Linked DNA regions of Mus musculus: region 1 is linked to region 2. The links are chromatin loops, found by intact Hi-C in ENCODE. Cell type or tissue: heart. All regions are shown on one strand. Links, peaks and the distances in the headings refer to the core of each region. The heading gives the core; the rest is flanking DNA.

Region 1 (8,335 bases), core at 242-8,241, 48 kb after region 2:
TATTTTATTTATTCTTTTACACCAGAGAAGGGCCTAGCCTGAGAACTGGCCAGAACCAGACCAAACCAGGATCGCACACACTCTTATTTTGCTGATGCAACAACAAACTGGCATATACATTCACATCACAGCAGCAGCCCTTTTGTTTTAAAGGATCCATGGAATAAAAGAACTACCTGATCCAAAAGAAGAGAAACACAAAGCAGGCAGCCCCACAGAGAAGTCTTGATGAAGTCTGGGAAGGGCTGAGGATGCTGTGAAGCTGTCTAACAAGGCCAGACAAGACAGATTAAAGCAAAATAGTTAGAGCAGACAGAAGGCATGGAAAGGATGCCATATGATCAAAGTGCTTAGAGAGACTCCTTAAAGGTCATGGCCCCAGGGGATGTAGACACTTCAACTACATTTTGGATGCAAAAGAGAAGGACAGGTCTTGTAATGCAAATTAGGAAGAAACAGACAAAAAGGGGTAAGATTAGTGTTCATAGATGGTACTAAATATGCAGTAAACATGTAAAAAATACAAAACTCTCCTTCCAAAGGGCATTATAAAGTTACAAAGAATTTCCAATAAATTGATTTCTAGACTATCAACAGTAATAATAATAATGTTAATAGCAGCTATCATTTCTTCAGTTCTTTCTGTGTGTCAGGCACTGTGCTGAGTGAGTTCTATACATTGTTTTTGTTTTTGTTTTTCCCATCTCATCCTTCCGTCCTTAGTTTTTCTTCCTATGGTAGTGACAAAGGCACAACACCTTCTTTTCGGAGGAGGAAACAGGCTCAGGAAGATTGAGTCATTTGTCCTAAGAGAAATAGTAACCAATCAAGCTCCTCCACACATCCAGATTTCCTTTCATTCTTAAACACACTCCCTTAGCCTGCCTGCCTCCATTGGTGTGGCAACTTAGTTAGCACACTTCCTCCAAAAGAAGCGAGACTTGATGAAGGTAAGATTTTACAGTGCTCTTTCTGGTTGGAGGAAAGGTGAACGGGAAAATAGATGCCCTGTAACCAAGGAGCCCATTTGGAGGCTGAATCCATGAAAGGAATGAAAAGGAAAGATTCTGAGAAATACCTGCAAAGAAGAAATGACAGGCAGCAAAAAGGGTATGATATCTTACCATGTCTGGCTTGGCCTTCATCATTTACAATGCAGAGAACTTCCCAAAACAACACAAATAGATCTTGCACTTTGTGTATCTGCTAAGAATCCCATTCTAGGGTTGCACCATTTTACCAATACTGTTTTGGTGAGCACCTGAGATGCACATCTTGGGGTTGTGAGGTGATACGTATGTAGGACCAAGCCCCAGAAGTGACATATCTAGGCTGAAACCTAACTTAAGGATGGGAAATGTAACTTAACTAGTAGAGTACTTGCCTACCATGCAGGAAGCCCTGGGTTAAATGTCCAGATTGTATAAAATCATGCATGCTAGCACTCAAACGCTGGAAGCAGGAAGTCAGAATTTCAAAGTCATTCTCTTCTATACAGTGGGCTTGAGGCCAACCTTGGCTACCTGCTTCTAGGACCCAGTCCTAGAGAAAGAGGGAGGAAGCTTTCTGTCTTTGTTTTTGGTTTTTTTCAAAACAGGAAAACAGGGTGTCTCTGTGTAGTCCTGGCTGTCCTGGAAGTCACTCTGGCCAGGCTGGCCTAGAACTCACAGAGATTTGCCTGCTTCTGCTGGGACTAAAGGTATGGGCTAGCATCACTCAGCTTCAAAATGTTTTAAATACTAGTAAACTTTAGTGGGGGGGGCTTCATAATGGATTTTTTTTTAATTGAGGATAGGGAAAACCCTCTTTGGTAATATGAAGGAATAGTAGAAATAGCTGGGTTTATCACCATTCCGAAACGTAATCTAAAAGCAGGAGGCCCTTCCTATCTTCCTTCCCACCACATGCCAGTTTCGTTGAAACTAATGACAAGAAGAGAGAACAGAAGGTGTGGTAACCCTTTGGGAGCCGTTCTCAATTGCTGGCGATCTGCTACCTCATCCCTCTTCATTACTTCATTTTAGGGCAAAGGACCTCTGCTGACATTCTGAGCAGCTGGATGGCTATGGCTGTCATTTAATAGTGCAGACAGCTTTTTGAGGGGTTCCTGAAGGAAAGCTGACAAACTGAAATTAGGGCAATTTTCAGCTATAACAGCAACTTGGCTTTCTTTGTTGTTGAGAAGGCTGCCAATATTGTTTAGGCAGGGAATCCAACTAACTTTTTAAATAATAGCCCCCAAAGAGAAGGGAAGATTTGAGTATTAAATATAATAATGTGGCCCTCCAAGTGATGATACCTCAGAATGTTGCAGTTAAAGCCACTCCTTGGCATATCCTTAACAGCGATGGCCTCTACCCAGTAAAGCTTTCTGGTGCTGATGCCTAGATCATGGGCATCATGAACCAAATGAGAAGGGAGGACCAGGAGTGACTGAGGTTGGAGACAGTTGGGATCAACTGCCTATCCCAGACGGGATACAGAAGGGTCAAACACAAAAAGCTTTTGGAGACCGAACCTACAAGTAGAAACAATAGGCTGGCTTTAAATTTCCAAAGAATGGTACTAGCATCTTACTCTCTCACGTAACAAATATTTATGGAGAATCTCCTGTGTGACAGGCACTGTGGTAGGAACAAGCCGTACAGTATTGAATAAAAAAAAAAGCATTCCTGTGCAGTAAGCCTCATAGGAGAGCTGACTGGAAAGCAATCACACAAATACGCACTGTCATCTGCTGGGGATTGGTTCCACAATGCCCCCATGATTACATGTTGAAATCTCTTGTATAAAATGTTATAGTTATTGTATATAACCTTCACATCATCTGGGTACTTTACATAATCTCCAGATTATTTATGATGCCTAATTCACTGTAAATTGCATATGAATAGTTGTTGTATTATATTATTTAGGCAGTGAGGAGCAGGGGTGGGGTGGCTGGACATGTTCAGCACAGATGCAACTTTTTAGAAAACACTTGCAATCTTCAGTTGTCTGAAGCCATAGATGCAGAACCCATGGATGTGGACAGCTGGCTTTAATTACTAAAGGCAGAGAGGCCTATGAGTTAAACAAAAAGGAGGAGGAGGAGGAGAAAGAAGAAGAAGAAGAAGAGGAAGAGGAAGAGGAAGAGGAAGAGGAAGAGGAGGAGGAGGAGGAGGAGGAGGAGGAGGAGGAAGAAGGAAGGACAAGGAGGAGAAAGAGAAAGAAAGAATGAATGAAAGGAAGGAGGGAAGAAAGGAAAGATAGATGGAAGGAAGGAAGGATAGGTCTTGCAGAAAGAACATTAATAGGTAGGGCCTGAGCTGGAGGCTCAGGATAGATGAATTTTGGATGACAAGAAGGGGATTGTTCATTCCAGCATCTAAGACTAAGGAGAATATGGATGTGAACTGTCTGGGAGCATGGCTGTTGAAGCTACAGGTCAAGCAGGAAGGAGGTTCTACCTTTTTACTGGCAAACCAAAGTGTTCTGGGCTTTGTGGTTCCTCAGAGGCCACGGTCCCAAGTCGGTTCCAGAAGTCAACTTGGCTGTTTCCCAGAGAGGATTCATGGTGAACGCCTGCTTGTAGCTTCAGCCAGTTGGCTAAGATTAGCTTCCAACAAACTCAGAAAGCCTACAGCCTCAGAGACTCTTGTTCCTCTGTGATTCCTACTCCCACTCATAGCATTGTATTTGCGAGGGATGCTTGCCTGCTGAGAGCCGGCCCTGCATTGCTTAAGTTATCAGTTGAGGCAGCACCCAACTTCGGGAAAAATACAGGCAACAGTGGAGACCAAGAGCAAGAACAGGAGCCAAGGAAGCAGCCGCTGCCAACAACTTCCGTTTTTGTTTTTGTTTTTTCCTTTCTTTCCCACGTAGCTGCCCATGGAGCCCCTGTGACTGTTCATGGCAATCTGTTTGTTAACAATTAACAAAGGAGGGAGCCCTCTTGGCAATTTTTTTTCACCCAGAGGCCCCAGATTTCTCCCTGTGAAACTGCCAAATATGCAACCTTGGGTGGATATTTGGCTGAATCGCTTTGAAGGGTTTGTCAGTGCCTAAAATGGAAATTGTTAGAAAGCAGAGGAGGGTGGTTGCCAGCAACCATGAAATGGTAATGAGCAAATCATTTATTTTTGCAGTGAAATGTCATCCCCTAACACTACAAAAGCAGATTTTTTTTTTTTTTGAGCTTAGAAGTACTGACTACCTAGAAAATTCTTCCAAGGCAATCCAGTGTATCATACCCCCACCCACAAATACCTCTATCTTTCTCTCACCTTGGTCTTGTCTCCTAAACTAGACTGCTCCCATGGTTTGGGAACTTAGCTGCAACCCCAGATGAATTAAAAGGCTGGCTGGTTATGAAAGGTAGTCAGACTTCAACCATCCTATAAAGCAAAGAGGAAGTTCATTTCCTTCTAAGAGGATATGTGGTTGACTTTCTTTCAACATGGGAAAGTTGGTAGGCAGTGATAGACTCAGCCCCAAAATACAGCATGGCTGTTTAAATGATACATTCAAGTCCTCCTATCATTTTGGCTGAGTGCTATGGCACTTAATAAGGTTTTCTGCATGTATCAGCTCACTGAGCAGGCATATCAGGCAGGCTCTTCAATTGGGTACCTTTTAGTTTTGTACTCTGGCACTTTTGTTTGGCACTTAGAAGGAAGAGACTGGAAAATACATTCGGGTTGACACTAGAGAGTGAATGATCTGCTAGTTTTCTTTGAAAACAGCCATTAAGCTACTGTGCCTTCAGGCCAGTTCTTGGAAGGCTTTAACTTAAACAAAGCCCCGGATCTGTCTTTTAGCTTTTCCATATTGCCTTCTATATTGGGATTAGTGAAAAATTATACTGCTATCAATTTTATTTTAAAGTAATATTTTATGAGCCTTTGGCTTGAAAGTATTTCAATGACATCTGCATGCTCAAAATTAAAAAGGAAGACGGCTCTCCTCAGCTTTCATCAAGTAAGCTTTCGATCACAGTCATCAGGCCAATTTTTTCTGTCCTGCCTTTAAATGGAGGTGGCTTTCCCCAATCATTTGTGTGGTTGGGTGTGATCCATTAGGTAAGCTGTCCTGCTGTGAAAACCAAACCAAACCAAACCCAAGCCTAAGAGGCCTGGAGAGATGACTCAGAGAGTAAGAGCACTGACTGTTCTTCCAGAGGACCTGAGTTCAATTCCCAGTACCCATATGGTGCCTAACTCCAGTTCCAGAGGATCCAATATGCTCCTCTGGCTTTTGAGGGCACAGCATACATATGGTACACAGATGCACAGACAAGTTGGTTTGCTCTGTCACTACATTTGAAAGCCCATGTATGTTTCTGCCTCTCTCTTATGTATGACCTCAGGAACAGCCTACTGGAAAGTGCGGCTCTTATACAGGGAAGTCTTTCTCCCAGATTCCCTTGTAAGTAAGGTTAACTTGTGAGGGAATTACCAAGTATCCAACCCTATCATTTCCCTCCCTTTCCCCATCTTTCAAGGGCCCTCTCAACCCACAGTCTCTGATACAGTAGCTGTAGCGATGACTCCATGTAGAGAACAAACAATTGGAGCAACTGGAGGCCAGGGCACCCTTCCCCCAGAAAAGGACCCCTTAAAGCCATCTCACAGCTGAAATGATTGTCTTCTGGCCTTTACTTCATGAGTGTCTAAGAATTGAAAGACTGCCACAGGCAGAGTAGAAATTAACTTCTTCCTCTCCTTGCTTTGAGCTAGCTGTAAATTTTCGTTTCCTGCTTTCTTTGGAATACAGAGAAACGATGGAGGCAGATTATTGGCCGGGGTATCCGGTATCTGGTAACTGGACCACTGTCTCAGCTTCAGTTCCCTCATCCATCCTGAGAAGCGCTACACAAGTTATCAATTCTCCCTAAACTCTGACGTTTGACTAATCTAATAGACTTACCATCAAAGAGGGATGTAGCTAAGTTTTCAATAGTTTCTTAGCTCCAGGGAAAGCTATTTTATATAATGTCCTTTTTCTGTGTTTCCCTTTTAATAGGAAAACACGACTCATTCCTGGACCATAAAGTGAACACATTGCAGATCAGCAGGGGGAAGGCTTTTTTTTTTTTCTTCTCTGTGGAAGGGGTCTAGAATACCATAGAAATAAAGGTAGGCACCAGATCTGGACAAGAGAGGCAGGTGGGGCAGAGAACCTCGTCAGTACCATCTTCACTCAAACCAGACCTGCTCAGAGGCAGAGTTAGGTGACAGCACACATCCAGGAGTCAGCTGCTCTAGACCGTGACTCCAGCTCCTCCGTTTACTACCTGTTTCACCTAGAGGAAGTTCATCTACCACCCTATACCCCTCAGTTTCCAAGTCTGTAAAATAGGAAGTAGTCATAGCACAGTAGAGTAGTGGGGTTAAATATCAGAGGAGCGAGTGATGAGCTTACAACATTGTGTGATGTGCATCCAGTAATGTTCCAACAGTGTCTTCTTATTTTGACCCTTGGCCTCCTGTGTCCAGAGATGGACAGCAGAATTTGTAAGGTTACATTACACAGCTCTGTGCCCCTTTTAAGAGTCTCAGTGGCCTTGGACAACTCTGTGGTCGCAGACAGCGTGTGTGTGCTTCTGGAATACGCGAGTTTCCTTTTCCCTGTGAGCTGACATTAAGTCTGTGAGTCACTGCCAGTGACCAAAAGAACAGAAAATTCTCTCAGATGAGGGGAGAAAGTGTGGCCATTGAAACCTGAGCCATAAGTAATTGTCTCCCACATTTGCAGAGGATTTAACAGAATGCAGGCTTGAAACTCTTAGTTGCAGAAGTAGTTTCTAGAAAAGAACGTTCCCTGGGGGTTCTCCCTGTCTAGGGAAGTTGGAAAGAAAAAAAGACCATGGTCAGACCCAGGGAAGATGTTTCAACACAGGTGGGAAAAATGCTGAGGGAGATTCCCAAAACCGGTTCTGCAGCGGTTTCCTAGGTAAACTAGGGGAAAGAGTAGCTAGCCATCTGCCCCACACAGATGGCCACCAGAGCAGGAAGAACCTTTAGAAATGATCTTATCCTAGCCTCCGATTTAAAGATGTGAATCTAAAACCTGGAGAGAGGGGACAATTGCCCTATCGTCCTATAGCAAATTATTGACAAAGCCAGGATTTAAAGACTAAGCCAAAGATCATACCGCAGCACCAGAGTGGTCTCTTAAAGGTACACAGACCGCGGTCTCTACTCATTTTGGAATGCTCTGTAGCACAAACATACTAAAAAGTAATTGAGGCCCACCCAGAAGGACTGGAAAGGTATTGAGCAGTGCCCAAATTGCAATTCCTCTAGTTTATCCGTCCGATTTGGGAGCTCCGGCTGTCAAAGCGTTTCAGCCAAAGTACTCCTCACTTAACTAACTGGTCTTTTTAACTTACCATTGGAAAGCAGCTCTGGTTAAAGCCCAGCATGCTGACTCAGCCCATGTAGTAAGGATGACTAAACACAAGAATTTCCTGTGGGGGGATGGAAAATATCTTTCAGATGCATTTGTTTCAGGGGAACCTTTCTGATCAGTCAGGAGCTAGCCCACTGTGGGCCTGTGAGGAAAAGCAGCAGGCTGTCCCTGCGCTGCACCAAGGCAACATTTGCAGATGTTTCCTTTCTTTCTTTCTAAACAATCTCGTGGCTTGACTCGGCACCATTTTGGTCTGGCCAGCATTTGCACAGGGCTCCATCTGCCAACTGGTAGAGACCAAGGCAGAGAGGAGCCGATGTCTCCCCTGACTGAAGGGGCTTTGCACAATCGCCTGCCTGCTCAGAGGCCTTCCCCCCCAGGGGTGAACTGGAGCTGGTCTGCTTTATCTCAAGGCAGTTGCAGTTCTGAGCCCACCTTGAATCATTACGGTGAGCGATCTGCAAACAATGTCAGCTGGCTTCTCTCTCCAGGGTGCACTCTGGGGATTCGCAACCTGGAGTGATGTTATCAATGTTCAGGTCCGAATCCCACACAGACATTGGACAACTTTAGGACAGGCACATTGACCTCCAGTGGGATTGCTCACCAGCTTAAGGCATTAATCCAGTGAGTCCAAAATTTGAATAAATATTTCAAGACTCTTGGCTAAGAGGGAGCCTGCCTTGCTCAATTAGGAGGTTGGAGACACCTGGTGCATTTGGGCGCCACAGGTTCGCTTTGCAGCTTGAGAGTTGGGAAAGGGGGCGGGAAAAAGGAGAGGGCGAGCATACTCCTGGAAGGCATATATAGAACTGGAGAGTTCAGGAATCGAAGATTGAAGGCTAAGGGACCTGCCTCATCTTCTCGCTACCCCTTCCCTCGTGCTCCACACGGAGAGAACAGAACTAACAGAATTCTCAGCCCAAGATTTCTTTTTTTAAGT
Region 2 (8,335 bases), core at 233-8,232:
ATCACCAGGACATTTGAAAAAGTACAGCACCTTCTCAGATGTGTTAGCAACAGCATGTCTGTCCGACTCTAGTTAAAAGGACACTGCACAGACACTTGACACGTGGATATTTGTTTTAATTAAGACAACAAAGGTAAAGTTTAATTGCAGTCAATGATCCGTGTGTGTGTGTGTGTGTGTGTGTGTGCACAATGACTCTTCAAACTCTGAGCCAAGTAATTTCCTGAAAAGGTTACCCATACATGACTAAGGCATGAAGGCAGGTGTGTTCTTTTTTAAATAATAGATAAAGAAAATGTGATATATGTACAAAATAAAGTGTTAGTGAGCTATAAAGGAGAATGAGATCATGTGATTTGCAGGACAATGGGGATTGTGTTAAGTGAAATACTTGAGACTCAGAAAGCCAAATGTTGCATATGGTTTTCATATATGCAATTTAGATTTCCCTTTAAATTATGAAAGTAGAAAGGGGACTATTTGGAAAGAGGACAAAAACTGGCAGGAGGGGAAAAGGAGGACAGATCTTTCCAAGGAACATCAGCCAATCCACCATTTCCACCTAGACGCTGAGGGCATTATGGGTGCTGATTTCACAGGGGAGAACAGTGCAAAGCATAGAGCTCACAGAACTTGTATTAGATTATAAAGAGACAGTTAATAAAGAGCAAAAACATATAAGATCAGTGAGGAAGTGGTGAGACCAGGAAAGATCAGATTGAAAACTCTAGGAGCTGCTCTGTGCCTGTGTGTGTCTGTGTGTGTGTGTGTGTGTGTGTGTGTGTGTGTGTGTGTGTCTGTATGTGTGTATGTGTGTGTGTCTGTGTGTCTGTGTGTCTGTGTGTCTGTGTGTCTGTGTCTGCATTTGTATGTGCATTCATGCATAGCCACACATGGAAGCCAGAGGCCATTGTGAGGTGTCTTTCTTAACTACTCTCCACCTTTCTGTTTGAGACAGGATCTGTCACTGAACCTAGAGCTCACTGATTCAACTAGACTAGTTGGCCAACGAGCCTTAGGAACCTTCTTGACTCTATATCACCTGTGCTGGGGTTACAGTCACACATTGCCACACCCAATTTGTTACAAAGATGCCGGGGATCAAAAGTCAGGTCTTCTTGCCTGTTTGGTAAGTTCTTCACTCATTCTACTGTCTCCAGTCACTCTTGCCAAGGAAGCTTCTTTTGACAGCACATTCAAGGCACAACGTAAAAACAATCCCATATCCTAGAGTACTGAAGCACTAAAGCAAGACCTGAAGAGGTTGGGGAGACATGTTAAAGACAGAGGGAAGCACAAGAACAATGACTTTAGAAAAAGATTGTCCCTGGCATATTTGAGAAGCAACATGGAAACTAGAATGGCTTTCTGAAAGGCTGGCCTTGAAACCTCAAAGCAGGAAACAACCCTTTTTCCCATTAACTTGTTTCTCTCGGGTATTTTGTCACAGATACAAAGTCAGAAGAGGCAAAGGGAACGAGTTTGGAAGTGTTACTAAGAAACAGGGCACAAGGAAGAATTGTGACCATGGAAGGGGGTGTGTTATATTCTCTGTGTGATGGGGAAACATTTGACAGGGCAGTGACATAATCTGGTATGAATCATGAGAGTTCATGTTGGCTGCTGTGTGTGGGAGGAAGTGCTGTGGTGAGTGTCTAGGTGGGGAGAGCAGCTGTGGAACAGGAGGGTGTTTTGCCTATATGTATGTCATGTGTCAGAAGCGGGTATCAGATCTCTTGGGACTAAAGTTCTAGACTGTTGTAAGCCCCTGTATGGGTGCTGTGAATTGAACCCAGGCACTCTACAAGAGCAACAAGTGCTCTTGACTACTGAGCCAATTCTCTCAGTATCTTTATCCTAGGTGATAATGTGGATTTTCAAAGCTACTGTTGTATCTTCCAAGAGGCTTCCTTGATTACCCTCACAGAGGTAGGATCCTGAGAGACACCTTTTTTCCGTTTCCTTTCTTCTGATCATTTATTCCTCACTGGAATTACACTAGATATTTGTTTAGCTAACTCCATATGTGTATGGCTGCTTCTTCAATATCTCATATCTGACTATTCACTCTTGTGTCCCCAACAGCACAGTGCCTGGCTCACAATGGTTTCTTGGTTAATATTTGTGGAGTGAATAAACATCTTTCCCAGCTATATAGGAAGGACCACCTAGTAACTAGGCATTAGAATCATTTAAAGGACTTTTTGTAAAAAGTCTTTGTTACTCAAACTACTGCCATCATTCTTAGGTCATCTGTCCACACATATGTGTATGTGTTTTTATATACATTAAAAAACTCTCTAGAAACATGATCATCCATCTTAATGGTTCTAGCCTCTTGGTACTTTCAAGAGGTTATAGAAAGAAGAAACAGTTTAAAGCTTCTCATTATGAAGGCTCCTTCCATATCTATGAAATCAAGATATCCTGGGGCAGGGTCCCCAAATCACAATCACACTTTGTAGTGATATGTAGCAGTAACTGTTCCTGCCTGTTTTGCCTTCAGTTTTTGTTTTAATTAAGTATTTGAATTTAAATATTCCTATTTCAGGCTGTTGAGATGACTTAGCAGATGAAGGAAGGTGCCTGCTGCCAAGTCTAGCAGCTTGAGTTCAATCCCCAGGACCACATAGTGAAAGGAGAGAAACAACTTCAGCAAGTTGTACATGCTGTGGCTTAGTGTATGTGCGCACGCATGCGTGCACACACAGACAGACACACACACAATTGAATGTTATAAACATGATTTACTGGTGAGGAAACAGACACGGAGGTTTAGTCATTTGGCCTAAGGTTACCCACATAGAAAGTAGTGGAGTGTAGAATTTATACCTAGGCTATCCATCCTCTTACCCACTTTTCTGTGCAGTAGATTCTGTTATCAGCTCTGTTTAGGACCCACAGCTATATTTTTCCCAATATAGACACCAAAGCCCAGACAAGACAAAGGACCTCTTTGAAGGCATAATCAGGGTTGAGACAGGTTTTGTGTCTCCCCATCTGAGGAACATTCCATTCTGGCCAGTCATCCCGGGCTCTGTGAAAAGCAGGGCTTGGAGCCTACTGCCTACACAAAAACCCAGGCACAGGAGGCTATCTAGAAATACTTTTGCTGTCAGCACTGGGTAAAGGAGGATGCAGAAACATACCCCAGCACTGGGTTGCTCGACCATATCTTGGAGGATATAAGCTTCAAGCTAGCCTCCCCCACTTCCCTCAGAGCCAGGGTAGCAGATCCACTGTGGAGGATGCCTGCTGTTGCAGGGTTTAGCTGAGGATGGTGTGTTAGAGAAGGCTCCTAACAGCAGCCAAGGGAGCAGGACATTCGGTGAGGCTTATCTGTTCCTGTCACAAAAAATGTGCTAAAGCCTCAGCAGCTCCCTCTCCAGCTCCCACTGAGACAGCCAGGAGAAGGCCCAGCCAGATGACATGCCTCCGTTCTTCTCCAAGGAGGAGGCCCTGAGCCAAACAGGCTTTTCCATTTCCAGATGCTTTTTAATTAAAATAAAGGCCACTCTGTAACCTGGCTTTGAATGGACAAAGTTTCCTCAGTAGAGTGACGGTACAAATTCACCCCTTTTTCTTTACTTTCCATTGAGCAGCCGAACGTGCGCAAGTAATAATTTATGGCTTCAGTCACACGGCAGCAAGAAGCAGGGAAGGGTTAAGTGACTTATGGAAGGTCACTCTGCCAAAGAAAGCCTCTTTTGTTCCCGAGTTAACCTAGTCTGTGTTGTACCTTTGGCTGAAGCATGGCGAGGAGGCCAGACTAGCGTCACACTCGAGCACCATGTGGTGATCTTGTCAACCTGGGAATTTACACTCTTCCTCCAGCCCCAGAAGGAATCTCATAAACTCAGAGCTTCTGTATCAGTTGCCTACTGCACTTCCCTCTTTTGAGGATACAGACGGGCAGGACGGAAAAGGCCACTTTTATTTGTATCCTGGTCAGAGAGAAACAAGATGTTTCAGGAGGCCCCATTGGGAGACGAGTGAACTTCACCAGCTTCTGTCTTGGACTTGCTTTGTCTAGAATTCCAGCACAGGAAAGGCGGAAGGGGCCAGGCGGCAGCGCAGATGGGATTTCCTTACCTTCTCCTTCTTGAATCAGAGCCAGCTCAGCTGTGAACAGAAACAATAGGGCTACCCATGGGCTCAGGACAAAGCCTGCTGATCCTGGTTCTCAGGGATGGATTGTTGTGTTCCTCGGTGAGGTCTGAGGACCCCTGCCTCAGACACATCCCCACTACAGTTCTCCACATTCTAGGTTGTTGATGATGGAGGCCTAAGACATTATTAGGGTTTGTCTGAAGTTCCTGGGCTAAAAAAACGAGGACAACAAACATTCTTTACCTGATCCCTGCATCCCCCTCAAATATACACAAAACCCTGTCCAGTGGGTCTTGGGAGCAGAGTTTTTGCCCAGATCTTTTTTTTTTCTATTATGCTGGAAATTCTGTCGTGTTCATGTTTCTAGCAGTAAAAACAGAAAGAGAAGAGTATGAGAAGCCAATGCAGGAAGTCATCATCTGTTTTTTCTCCAATGCAACCAAATAGTTCCTTCTATAACCAAAGCATTCAGTGGGGTCTGTCCTAGGCACATCTAGGCAAAACCAATAGAAGCAGTAGGCAAGGGTTGAACCCAGTCAGTCGCTGGCTGAGAGGCGGCCACTTTTATGTTTTTTTGTAGCTCTGAATTACCCATTTCTGTGGGCCACACAAGCTTGTGGGTCGCGGCGGATGCAATTGAGGTTATGGGATGAGTGCTGGAAGAAGCAAGTCTGGTTTGTCTTGAGGTCCTTCTCACTTTGGCCTTCCTTTTTGCCTGTGTGGTTTTCTTGTTGGGGTTTGTGAGAGACACACACTACCATCACTCACTTTCCAACCTTCCATGGCATTCGTTTTTAATACAAATTTTTGAAAATTATAATTAGATCATTTCCCTTCTCTTCTGCTCTCAAATTCCTCCAATGTATCCTCTACCCTCTCTCACTCTCTCTCTCTCTCTCGGATTCATGACCTTTTTTCTTTGTGTTATGTTTATATGCATATATACATGTATATATTGTATGTGTATACATACAATCTGTTCAATTTGTGTAATGTTACCTGTATGTATATTATTCCATTGCATTCTTGAATAACATTATGGATTATGTTTACTAGGCTTGGCAAAGATAAATAGTAGCCCCTTAGGTCTGTTTCAAATTTCCCAAGAGGCTCTGAAGCCTGAGGCTAAGAAATAGATTTTTGAATATTTAGAATATTTTATACATTTTATCCCAAAGATAGAATCACTGGGGGAATATTGTCCCTTTGGGTTACTTTAGGGTCTTCCCATGGCCATTAAATTTGTGAAACGTCACAAAAGGTCTATATTGTAAGTGGCTCTCAAGTCAGATATTGGACCAAGATTTTGATGTCTAAGGCAAAAATGTCTTGTGTTTCATTCCACGAGGAGTTGAAATCATACCCAACAGATGTGTAGCTCCATAAAAGTAAAGGATAGAAGTCACCTATTCATCATTTTCCTTTCATCTCTAGGAGAGTTAGAGATTGTATGGACAATGTTCCCAGACCCTGCATTGGATTATAGTGACATTTTCTCCTCATTAATAGGGAAATAGAGACAAATGAAGAACATTGGGTGACTGGTTCACAGGACCCAAGTCTGTTTGATTGATTCTCTCTGGGTTCTCATTGTGGAATTAAGATATTCTTCCCTCCACACATGCATAGCAAAAGGTAGTGTATGCAAATTTAATTGGATAAATAGTGTCAAGCTCTACCATCCAAAATCTGACTAATAATTTGACACTATCAGTGAATGTCTTTCCTCTGCTAGGAAGGCTACCTTAGAGGAGAGAATTTAGAAGCCAGGGTGGGCTCTGCATTCTATGCCACTCTTGTTTGGGATCAGTTGGTCCACTAAACTCCCTTTGCAATGTTTAATTTGGGGACCTACAATGATGCTTCACATGAAGGTAGTGAACCTTATTGTGCTCTGTTTGTTGTTTGGTTGCTTGTTTGGATTCTATTTATTGGGTGAGGGTAGTACTTGGGTGTGTGCCATGGCACACACTATGGTGGTCAGAGCATAATGTGTAAGGGTTGGTTCCTTCTTTCTACCTCGTGGATCCCAGAGATCAAATTTAGGTCATCAGGCTTGCTGGCAAATGCTTTCATGTACTAAGCTATCTCACTGGCCCCCTTTGGTGTTCAACTAGTGTCTCACTCTGTAGCCCAGCTAGCCTGGAACTCACCCTGTAGCCCAGGCTGCCCTCAAACTCATGACACTTCTCCTTCCTCAGCCTCCTGAGTGCTAGGAATATAGAGGTGAGCTACCCTACCCAACTATACGACAAAATTTTTAGCTGGAAAAAAAAAAGTGGCCACAGAAGGATGGATAATTTTCTTTCTCACTCTAGTCACAAAAATGTACTGACCTTTTCGTTCCCACCATCCCCCTTCCTTCATCTCTCCCTTCCCTTACTCTTATTTTTTCTTTCTCTCTTAAAAAAAAAAAAGTTGCCCCACAGAGACTCACTCACACACCTTTTCCGTGGTCAGCACAGAGAGGATTCCCCAAAAAGGTGGTTTCAACTTAAACAGACAGACATGGTGAGACCCTTTCAAGGCTTACACAAAGACTGTGGCTCTCACTGTGGCCCTCGGAAAACCAGAGTATAGCTGAAGGAGCCTCCAAAATGATAAGACTCCAGGGCACGGGGTGGGAGGATGGGGAGACAAAGCAGAGCAGTTCTACATCTACTAATGAGGAACAGCACACCAGCTTCAGTCTCTGAAGTCTCAAGTCTGGCCTCCATCCTCATTCCCGGCAGTTGCTTGTTACAGAGCACTCTACAGCAGCTACTTCAGCACAACCAGCAACTAGCCCCTTGGCTGTTTGCTGCTATAACATGAATCGTTTGTTTGTTTGTCCCAAGTGAAGAACTTATGAATGAGTTTCTTCCCTTCCTCACAATCATGACTTTTCCCCTTGAGGTTTTCATTTAGGAAGGCTGTATTGTTGGGAGTATAGGGATTTAGTTAAGTAGCTGGTCTGGCAAGTAGCACCAACCTATAACTGAGCAAGAGTACTGAGTACTGACTGGCTTTAGTACAGCCACGGCAGCTGCTCCAAAGACACCATGTGACCTGTAAATAGAAGGGAAGCATAAGTGAGAACTTGGGACTCTGATGCCTCTGCAAACCTTGTCAGTTAAGGTCCTGGGGCAACCTAGACACTCCCTGTCTACCCCTCTGTTCTCCATAGTGATCATATAGTATAAGTCGGAGGGATATGTCCTCAAGATCTTCAGTGATTCTTGAACCTGCACTCTGAAGTCACCTCAACACATGACTGTCCGTCCTGTCCTTGTGCCCCTTCAATTGTAGGATCGCCTCTATTGGAAAGGATTGCATAAGTTTGAATGTTCCAACTGAGTAAGCTTTTCTTTTCATGTATTCAGGAAATTCTGTTCCATTTATTGAGCCTATACTCTTTGGTAAGCACTGTATTACATGTGGAGGATATAGCAGTGGATATAACAAACAGGTTCATAGTCTGATAAGAAGGCAGATAAGGCATAACCATGACTCCTACTGCAAGCTACATCACTCTTACTCATACGTTGGTTATGCTCTAAATTCGACCTAGTGACTCAACCCAGTTTTGTTTACTATCTGAAGTCAGGGCAGACCGCTTTTATTCTGAAACCACTTTTGCTTTCTGCTCCACTGGCTACATTATGTATTGACATACACCAGAGACCTCCCTAATCCCTACCCCCACATCTTTTTCTTTTACTTGTCTATCGCTAAACCAGTTTTCTGCTATACTGTTTGTATAATTGATTTTTCTGGCCAAAGTGCTACATGTCACACTGATCTCTGTTACCTTTTATTTTCCTTAAACACTCTTGTCATTCTATGCTGTTTCGCTGCTTTTCAGTTCACCAGGATGGAAAGCACTTGGCAAAACAACTTTTAACTTTGGGCTATCGTAGGCAAAACCAGGAGGTCTGGCAAACTCAGACCTCAGCCTGTTGTAGGAGTGTCTTTCTGTAGGGTTAAATCCATTTCTAAGAAATAAGGAGACTGGGTGGTCATTATGCTTGCTGAGAACTGCTAAGCACACAGACCCCAGGCTTCACACAAAGATGTGAAACTGCCAGCCCTGAGCTGGGGCAGAGCTTGCAAACTTTGAAATGCGCTAATGCCCTCAGGTGATAATGACAGGGAAGGGAGTCTGGATGCCAGAGCCCCAAGACAACAGGGAAGGATGGAAAGGACTCCTGTTTCTGGCCCAAGTGCTAAGAGCTGTGACATCCTT

What was found. Hi-C counts contacts between places; a loop is a spot of excess contacts. Peaks named below come from ENCODE experiments on the same cell type or tissue, not always from the same donor. Only the 100,000 strongest peaks of a DNase experiment are listed, where the experiment ranks them.
Region 1: it touches region 2 in a loop (2.3-fold over the local background); 4 of 42 quality-filtered maps call a loop at or near these places.

The regions. Positions count from the first base shown.
Region 1 is chrX:53,114,293-53,122,627 of GRCm38, reverse strand. Plac1 (placental specific protein 1) reads left to right here and starts at 8,223. Exons shown (of 3, transcript NM_019538.5): 1 at 8,223-8,333. All of the region lies in intron 1 of Gm35988 (a long non-coding RNA gene), which reads right to left. In heart, for the core only: no CTCF peak of the experiment used is centred there; a DNase peak (open chromatin) is centred at 3,797.
Region 2 is chrX:53,162,124-53,170,458 of GRCm38, reverse strand. It overlaps Gm35988 (a long non-coding RNA gene), which reads right to left. Exons shown (of 4, transcript XR_882310.2): 4 at 2,731-7,158. It also overlaps a transcript of Plac1 not described here. Among named protein-coding and RNA genes, the nearest start is that of Plac1, 52 kb to the right of the region's middle. In heart, for the core only: no CTCF peak of the experiment used is centred there; DNase peaks (open chromatin) are centred at 3,388 and 4,058; H3K27ac peaks cover 3,139 bases.